Linked DNA regions of Mus musculus: region 2 is linked to region 1. Evidence: chromatin loops called from intact Hi-C (ENCODE). Cell type or tissue: gastrocnemius. All regions are shown on one strand.

Region 1 (5,000 bases):
ACTCCAACTAGCAAGAACAAGGAAGGCCTAAGGGAGGATGCTTGAATCTTTCTCAGAAGGGGAAGTAAAATAGATATCAGAGGTGGATGGAGGCAGGGATTTGGGTGGGACAGGGGATGGGAAAGGGAGCACGGTGTGCATGTGTGTGTGACTGGAAATTAGCCGTGGGCAGGGGGACATCTCTAGGATGTGCCAGAGACCTGGGACAGAGTGGTGACTCAGGAATTCTATGGGGGTTCTCTAGCTGAGGCTCCTAGCAGTGGGAGATACAGAGCTTTAAGTGGCCATCTCCTGTAGCCAGGCAGGAACCCCAGTGGAGGGATAAAGACAGCAACCCACCCACAAAAGCTCTGATCCAAAATGTGCCCTGCCTACAGGACGCGCAGGGACAAAGATGGAGCAGAGACAGGGGGAACTGCCAACCAATGACTGGCTCTGTTAATGATACTCTGTTATGCTTTGTAGATAGGAACCTAGCATAAGCATCCTCTGAGAGATTCCACCCAGCAGCCCATGGAAACAGATGTAGAGTCCTGCGGCCAAACATTAGATGGAGCTCGGGAAGTCTTGGGGAAGAGTTGGGGGAAAAACTGAGGGACATGAAGAGGACAGGGACTCCACAGGAAGACCAACAGAGTCAACTAACCTGGACCCTTGGGGGCTCCCAGAGACTGAGCGAGCATGGGCTGGACCTAGCACCACACGCTACGCACAGATATACGAGGCAGATGTGCAGCTTAGTCTTCAGGCAGGGTCCCCAACAACTGGAGCAGGCGCTGTCCCTGACTCTGTTGCCTGACTGTGGATCCGGTTGCGCTAACTGGGCCACTTGTCTAGCCTCAGTGGGAGAGGGTGCATGGAGTCCTGCAGTACAGTGACTTGCTGTGCCAGGGGAGGGGAGTAGGGATAGAGAAGAGATATGGGTTCCCCCTTCTCAGAGGAGAAAGGGTGGGAGGAGCTGTGTGAGGGGGTACTAAGAGGAGAGGGGGCTGTTATTGGGATGTAAAGTGAATAATAAAAAATATTTTGTACCTTCAAAAACTGAGCACTAAATAACTGTAGTTATAATAGTAGGTCACCGAGTGGCACTCAGAGGAGCTGTTGCATCCCCATTTTTTGGGCTTCAGATTGTTGGATTGTTTGTTCTTCCCACTATCCCACTTTTAAATATTTTGCTTCTTCGAAGCAGGGTCTTGCTATGTGGCCCTGGCTGGCCCGGGACCCACTATGCAGACCAGGCTGGTTTGGAACCTATTCCTCCTGTCCCTGCCCCTGAGTGCTGGGATGGCGCCTTACTCTGATAACTTAAGTCTTGGGATATTCATGCAATGCTTAAGAGACACAGGATGATCACCACCTCTGTAAAGTTAAGCAGTCTTCTGTCAGAGTAGTTCTGTGCACACTTAAAACCTGCACTGTGGGTGAGCCTTTCCTTTGTAGCAATTTAAGATGAACACTTGAAGCATGGCTGTCGAATTTTCTTATTTGTAGATGTTTCCCCATCCTATGTCACACGCCCGGTCCTTCAACACAAGAGACCAGCTGGACCTCACGTTGACTAGAACACGATCTGTGCCCGTGCGGTATGTCTGCCTACCGCCAGGCCTGGAGGACGCTTTCTACAGACTGTTGCCACCTAGTTTTGGTTCAGCACCGCAGTGGGGGCAGGCAGCGAGTGGTGTGCGGAGGGCAGCACTGATTTCAAGCAGGGGACTGGTCTTCATCGCTGATGTGTTTGTGGCACTTGCTGTCCCTGGCCCTCAGATTCCCAAGTCTTACAAAGGAAAATCCCAGTCCTCCGGGCTCCGGACTCAGTACTGTCGAGGGAGGCAGCACTGTCAGCCACACCTCCACACAAGCACACACGAGATGGCCAGACGCCTGCACTCATCCGCTTGCTTGCAGTGCTTCCATGTCCCACCAGGTGGCAGTGCTTTCCAATAAGATTTATTTATTTATTTATTTATTTATTTATTCCTGGTGAGAAGTGCTCAGTGGCTCAAAACTGGAGCTCCAAGAGGAAAAAGGGAAGCACCCTACCCCACCCCACTTCAACCTCCCATCTCTCTACAGCCCTACCCCACCTCACCTTACAAGGCACCCTGCAAACACTGAAACCGGATTTGGGGGCAAAGAGTTTCTGGTGACAGAGGCAGTAGTTGTGCTTGTGACTTTGAAGGCTCTTTGAACCCAGGTGTGGTTGGTACACAGCATTCACAGAAGAGTTCGACGCACATGGTGGCTTCAACGCACCCCCGCCCACCACCCTCTGATTCTCTTTTTTTTCAATAGGGTGGCATTTGGAAATTATACACATTTCTTTCTGAGATAAGGTTAAACAAACAAACAAACAAAACCCCAAAACATCAATAGGCGCAGTAGATATGGTTTATATACAACAACAACAACAAAAAGTACTGATATTCTAGGAATCCAAGCTATAAGCAAGTAATGGGGGTAGCCCAGAAAGGACCGGCTGCTCTCTCTGCTCAAACTCCTATTTCAAGTCAATGATGCAGCTGTTCACACACTCAGGGTTTCCCTGGCCACACCTGGGGCTCCTCTCTGGGACCCCACACTGCCCTGAAGAGATGAGCTGTAGGCCATTTTATCCTCATCACCAGCGTATCAAAACACTGCTCTGAAAATGAACGGCTGTGTGTTGTGTGTGCACATGCGCTTGCATTGACTTGAGTGGAAATTACAAAGAGAGCATGGGGTTGGATTGTTGTCACAGATTGCCTCTGTGTGGCTTCATTGCCTCAACTTTAGAACGTTTCCATCGGTACACAGAACTGAATAAAGATGTCTCTTAAGCACGATTGAATGTAGCCCGCAAGTAACAGCTGCTATTAAAACTTGACACCTTTTCAGAAAAAAAGTAGATTTTTAGTACTTACATAGAACATTAAAAATTTGAACTCACCTCCTAAATGGACTTATTTTATGGGGTAACAATGGAGCAACTGAGATGCACCCCTTGGCTATGGACAAACTGTCCATACTTCCCATCCCCTGGGGGGTTTCCTAGCCTCCCGTGTATAGAAACAGAATCACTACCGAGTCCCTCTCAGTGTTACTACAAAGGGCCTGTCATTCTTCACTGAATCCTTCTAAACCCTGCTTACAAGAACAAAATCTCACCGCACACCTCCCTTCTTGTCTCGTCTCTTCTTTCAACTGGCTTGCCTCTGTCGGTTTTTAGTCTAGACAGATAGACCTTAGCTACAGGCAGCAACCGAATCCAGGCCCTCTCACCAGACCCTCAACTTCCAGGCTCGCTTTCCACAACCTTTAAAGTTTTCTCAGACACCAAAGTTTCAAACCTGGTAACTCCCAACTTTCCAATCTCCCCCATTCTTACCCCAATTTACTGTTTGCACATCCACCCTTTTAAAACACACCTTTTACCGCTAATCTCCATCCCCTTCCTTCCTGACCGTATACCACAGCCACATCTGTCCAATTTCCTGCCACAGGCTTCCCGTTCCCCATGCAGCCATCACGAACCTACACTGTGAGACTGGTCTCAACTCACCTCTCCCACGGGCCTCCAAACCCCTCTGGAGTCACATCCTGTTCTTCCTCGACAGCATCTTGGGAGAGTGTCAGGAGAGCATTCCAGGGGCCCCAGGGCCCTGCAGGAATGTGTGTCTCCTTTGGAAAGACGTATGTTAGGTTCTAGAAAGCTGAACCATCTGGCTTCTTACAAGGATGACACACGCCTAGGCACATGCCCTAACAACATGTTCTACACACAAACCACAACAGCACACAATGTTTCTGGCATTCCAGACTCTTAAGTTGAAAAGGAGAAGCAAGCCTCCCGGATGTCCACTGACTGAACAATCGATCCGTTTATTGATACTCATCCTTATGAGACTACTCCAGGGTATTAAAGTGTTAGCAATGCAGCGTCAGGATCACAAACCAGACGAGCTGACACAGCCCCAGAGGGTGTGAAGTGAGTCCCTCTCACACCAACCCAGAGAGCACAGTGAAGGGGGGCCAATGAGAGCTGAGGAGTGTTGGGCTGCGTGTGAGCACTGGTAAAGGCTAAGTTCACCGCTTCTGTGATGTGCACACTGACAGGCTAAAGGGGAAAGCTGGTGCCTGTGGTGGTCTCCGAGATGAATGTCCTGGCCCCTCCCCTGCCAGGTACCGTACCTAGTCCCTATTGGTGACAGGGTGACAGTTTGGGGAGGCTGAGGAGGTAGAAGTGTGTCACTGGAGTCAGGTTATGAGAGTTCAAAGCCTCCTGACATTCCTCTGCTTTGGGCTCGCAGTTCATAACACTAGGCCTCAGACCCTGCTCCAGCCTCCATGCCTGAACGATCCCATTGTGGATCCTAAGGATCCACAACTCCAAACAAACTTTTCTCCCATCAGTTGCCTTGGGCGCGGTGTTTATCACAGCAGTAAAACAGTAACTAACACAGTGTCCGATGAACCAGCACACACTCGAATAGTGGTCAGGGATAGTCTGACAGCTCGGCTCTGCCCTTCACCAAGCCACCACCCACGCCAGGGGTGGAGGCACTTTGGAAAGACTCGGACAGCATGGCAGGCACAGTGGCCTCCAACACTTTAGGAGCGATTGACAGCTTAAAGGCTCTGGCTTGGGACTGGGTTATAGAAGAAGGAACAGACAGTAAAAACATGGTACTGAGCCATGGTGACGATGTGCCTCTCAGCCAACAGGAGTCAACAAGGTGAGTAACTCAGGTCCTTTGTGCTGCTAGTATGGGGGAACTTAAACCAGAAGTCTAGTTTGTAGGGACAGGGACTGTGCCCTGTACATGATGGCCTTGGCATCCACTCTTTTCCCTTCCTTTGGAGGCTGCACGGACACGGATGACCTACACTAGGGAAAGGTTTAGAACATCTAGGTGGCAAATCATGGTGGGAGACACTGCCCACAGCAAGAGGGAAACAAACCTATTCTTTAAAAGGAAAACGACCATGAAAACCCACTTTTATAAAACTTGCAATAAGGCATA
Region 2 (5,000 bases), 150 kb after region 1:
AAGTTTGGTAGCAAGCTCCTTTGCCCGATGATTACCCAATGAACCATCTCAATAGCTCCAAAGTTCTTACCTTTAGTTTTTTGATTTTGTTTGTTTGTTTGTTTTTGTTGTTCTAATATTATACTTTGTATTTAAAAATACCATAGAATATAGTTTTCTGGGTGTAAGTTTCCATTGGAAATCTACTTTCGTGTTCATGCCTGATCAGTCCAATATTGGGGGTCATCTGTGCATCTTTATTTTCGTCTGCTTTTTCCTCCCCATCCTTAGTCATTGGCTTCTGCCGTCTTGCAATTTTAAGCAGAAAGCATCACGGTGAGTGTTCTGAATGGACCGATAGGTTTCATTATCTCCCGGACATCATTGAGTTTTCTCCTGGCAAGAAGCAAGAACACAGGCAGATTACCAAGCTCCAACCCTGGACTGAAAAGGATTATCGCTGGCTTTCTGAGTTAGGTTACAGGAGTTCCAGCGCATCCCAAGCGATCACGGCTTATCATGGTCATGTATGATGCCGAGTCTGTGTATGCACATGTGCTGCTGGTCATTGCGTACATAGTCCTGGAGAGTTGCTCTCTGCCATGACTCTCATGGCCATGTTGTCAAGAAAACAATGTCTTTATCCCAAAACTCTGGGCTTCAAGAGACATAAAGCAGAAAATGGTGACCCCTGACTCTCCTCCTGGAGGTGCGGCTTTGAGTGTTTCTAACCAGGGTGACATTTGTGAGTTGACTGGATCACTCCCAGGACTCCCAGGACACCCAGGGATGGGATTCCCTGTGCTGATCTTTGGAATAGAACAAGGCAGGCCTGTCTTTTGAACTGAGTTCAGGGGCAGCTGAAGATCCCTGCATCTCACGAGGCTTTCAAGACCTTCTTGGTGATGAACAAGCAAAGAAGACACTTGTGAAAGTATAGAAGGAGGGGAAGCAAGAGAGTGCTGAATTCCATTATCTTAAAATTGCTGGTAATTCTTCCCCCTGAGATGAAGTTTTGATAAAGGCAACAAGCAAAGAAAAGAAGCTGAGGGCCTGCGATTTCAATGGCAAAGAAGAGAATAGGACACAGGGAAACCGAAGGCCCCTGAGGTCAGAGTGTCCTGTTTCACAGTGTTCCTGGGAAGGACCAGAGACGGCAGCTGCCTTGGAAGGACTGAAGGACGCTGCCAGTTTGAGGATGCAGCCCTGTGGGACACTTTGTCATTTTTAAACCGTATCTTTGTGATCACTTAGCAGGTACACTGGGAAACAGCACAGAGCCTGGATCTCTTCTCCATCACTCATAAACCAGCATTTTGCTTTGATTTTGAACAGAATGTGTGATAATTATGTCGGTATCTCTAAGAACATCCCACAAACCCTTTTGAATGTCAGCAAGAAGAGGAGGAAGGGTTATTGATTTTAGATCGATTATGTGTTTTATCCTTTGCTAAGAAACTTTATATTTAGTCTACAAGCTTTAATCCTGAACAGTAAAGAAAGAACTTTTTTTTTTTTCAATTTATGACAAAAGATGCTCACCAAACCATTGTACAAAGAAACTTTGTCACTGAGAAAAGGCAAACTTTTTGGTCAAGTCTGCTTTAACATACACAGAATCAGCAGCCAGGAGAGCCACATTTGTTTCATTGCTATTCAGTCCCCAGGCTCGGGCCAAGCTTCTTGGCGGCTTGTCTTGCTTTCCTGTAGTTGGTTCACATCTACAAAGATTTTGACAGACTTCGGTTCCTTCTTCTGTCTTGAGTATTTGAGGTTCAACTGGAAATGCGCTTTTTTTCTGTCATGGTATAAAAATATAAAAAGCTATCCTCCTTTTGGGGGCTGGCTGCTTTCTGAGTATTCCAAGGGTGTAATGAGCACAGAGTGTTCTCTGTGTCTGGCCAGTTTCGGGTGGCATCAGATAAGGTGCTGTGATGGCATCCCCGTGATCACCATTCCTGCCAGAGTGACAGGCCAACCCAACTGACAGCCACCTTCTATGTCATCCCTTGGCTACAAGAGCTTGGATGAACATTCTCACTTGTTGCCTGATGAGGGAATTTGATCCTAGATGAGGCTCTTAATGAGGAAAGCGGTAGAAAGTTCTGCCTCCTTGGCGACTAGGTCGTACGAGAAGGGCAAGCGACGTCTTCTAACTCAACCTCTAGAAGCGTCACTGGCTCTGGGATTTTGTTGAGATTATTTTCAGATAGCAAGAGTGAAGTTCAAGGGCCCCTGGCCTAACCTTTGACGGGGCGCCACCTGGTGGAACTGTTCTTGCATACAAGCGATTTGCTGTTTGGGAGCCCTCTGCCATCAGGAAGATACTGGTCACCGGCTGCAAGACTGTGCACGCTAAATGAGCAAGGGTATTTCAAAGCCCTGGAACTTGATGCTCATACTCTTCAAAGAAGAAGGGGAAGAGATGGAGAGGGGGAGGGGAGAAAAGGGGAGGGGGAGGGGAGGGGAGGGAAGGAGAGAGAGAGAGAGAGAGAGAGAGAGAGAGAGAGAGAGAGAGAGAGAGAGAGAGAATATACTCTAGCTGCCTGGGAAGGGAAGTGCCTGGAAGTTTCTATCAGTTTGATTAGGCACTGCCAGATTCATAAATGTCCTCAAGCAAGTAGAAGACAGATGTCCTGTCACAGAAGGTCTTAGAAACACTCTCATCCAATCAGAGAGGAGCATCCTCACTCTTTCTCCACTCTGGTGAGGTCAGCATTGCACAGGACCTCTGAGTTTCCCACTTTAACAGCTGTTCAGTACAGCAGGAACGGCCTCCAGCCTCCAGACCCTCCTGTTAAGAGGCAACTTGCTGTAGTTCTGTAATTTCATAAGGTTAGAATGTCAGATACCAAGAACTCAGCAGGCTGGGGAGATGGCTCAGTGGCTCAGGTGCTTGCCTTTCAAGTGACTTGGGATCCTTAGCACCCATGTAATTTCTGCCTGGGGTAGCAGTCCAGTCTGTAGTGGGTGGAGACTGGAGACCCAACCTCCAGAACAAGTTGCCTAGCTAGGCTCCCAGAGCTGTCAAACTCTTCAAATGAGAGACCATGCCTTACTTAATAGGTAAGGTGTAGTGAGGAAGACAGCTGACTGTTAACCTCTGGCCTTTCCATGTATGATTGCATGCGCACACACGAGCACCCACACACATGTGGACAGGAGCACACATACATACCACACACACACACATATATGACACAATCATGTGCAAAACAAAATGAAAAACAAAAACCCTCTCTGATCAACATTCACCACTCAGCTCTGTAGGAATTTTTCTCTTCTTGGAATAGAGTACACTTGCCTACAGCTGCTGTGTCCTGTGGTATCAGCTGGCAGCCTGACACAGGCAGCCAGAGTCTGAGGTGAAGGTGCCATTGTGGCTGCTCTGTTTCTAGAGAGAGTGTTCTGTGTCTGTCTCCTTGTTGCTGTGTGAGTGGTGCTCTCTCTAACTCCTCTGCTTGTGCACAGGTCACTGCGATCCTAAGGTTGTGTGGCATCCTTAGTGTGTCCCCTCACCATCTTCCCTCTGTGCCTGTCCATCTTTACATGACATGTGTCCCTTCCACTCTTCTTTTAGGACCACTCATATTGCATTGGGCTACACCGACCTCCCGCATGACCTCACCTTAACTTACATCTTGGTTGTACAATGGAAAAGCTCCATTTCCTTCAGAAGAACTGAAGGTCAGATTAATACATCTGTCCATAAGAAATAGGAAGATACAAGCCACAGGTTCTAACCCACTACGGTGCATGTTCTCACATTCCCATTTCATGAACCACGGTGAGTGACAGGCACACACCAGAGGAGAGCACAATGTCTCGCTCTGTTGCTCTGATCTTTACAATTGATTTATTTTTAAATCACATACATATGTGCACGCCAGTATGTTGGAATATGCACATGAGTGCAGGTGCCCACAAGATCCAAAAGAGGCTGTCAGATTCCCTGTCGATAGAGTCCAGTTGTGAGCTGCCTGACATGGTTGCTGGGAACCAAACTCAGGTCCTCTGTAAGAACAATATGCTCTTTTAACCACTCAGCAACCTCTCCAGCTCCCCAAAGAGATGCGTTCGTCCTCACAAAGGCTGTCTGGGCCTGCTACTTGTTGGAAACACCTTTAGATTTATATGTCATTAGCTTTTTACCTGTTCTGTTCTGTTTAGCAGGCATAAAAGGAACAGCTATGACCTGCTATAATATAACCTGTGTCTCCCCAGACACAGATCCTGCTAGAAACCAATACACTTTTCTCTGAGACCTGTTGTCCAGGACTCTCCTTTCCTGACACGTATCTATTCAATAGATCATTCAGTAGAACCCATTCTAAGGCACATGGCATTCTTATGCACTGTGACTCCTTATGCACTGTGCTTGGCTATTGAAAACTTAAGCCAGCGCACAACAGTTGGTGCTCCTTAAGGAAACACCACACTCCTTCCTGCAAGCAGCAGCACAAACATCTAGTGCTGCTTGTTGATAACTTATGCTGCAGCTACTTTGCAGACTGGCTTGTATGCATTATTTCGTTTAATCCCTGAAATAAGCATAATAGAATCATTATCCCCATTTTACACAGCACGTGGGTAACTAGGCATCTTGTGTCTAGTTGCATAGCTTGCTAGTAACAGAGTTGGGATTTCAAATCACATATATGATTCTAAAGCTCATAAAATGTATTTATTAATGATTTCCTCAGTGACTCTCACCAATCCAATGTTCTCTGTATGTACAGTGTGTGTATTGAACATGTACATGCAGGCGTCATATTCTCTTGCAGCACTGCCTCTCACTGAACCTGTACCTGGGTTTGAGGCAGGCATAGGAGATCGTTGAAGCTTGAGACCCCATTGAAACTTGGTTCTACACATACACTTCCTCTTGTGTTAATGCACTTGGCAACCTGGTTCCTTCACCTGCAGGCACTGTGCACACACACACCCTCCAAGCAGTACACCCAGCAACCTCAAGCCCCTACCTGTACCAGGCTACATATACTCTTACATATAATTTTTCT

The links. A loop is a pair of places that touch in the nucleus more often than their neighbours do. Peaks named below come from ENCODE experiments on the same cell type or tissue, not always from the same donor. Only the 100,000 strongest peaks of a DNase experiment are listed, where the experiment ranks them.
Region 2: a loop joins it to region 1, with 9 times the contacts of the local background. A loop is called at or near these places in 32 of 42 quality-filtered maps.

The regions. Positions count from the first base shown.
Region 1 is chr1:106,034,079-106,039,078 of GRCm38, reverse strand. No RefSeq gene overlaps it. Among named protein-coding and RNA genes, the nearest start is that of Zcchc2, 46 kb to the right of the region's middle. In gastrocnemius, a CTCF peak has its summit at 1,903 (motif pointing right); a DNase peak (open chromatin) is centred at 1,909.
Region 2 is chr1:105,888,476-105,893,475 of GRCm38, reverse strand. No RefSeq gene overlaps it. Among named protein-coding and RNA genes, the nearest start is that of Gm41926, 27 kb to the right of the region's middle. In gastrocnemius, a CTCF peak has its summit at 2,235 (motif pointing left); a DNase peak (open chromatin) is centred at 2,244; H3K4me3 peaks cover 247 bases; H3K27ac peaks cover 1,269 bases.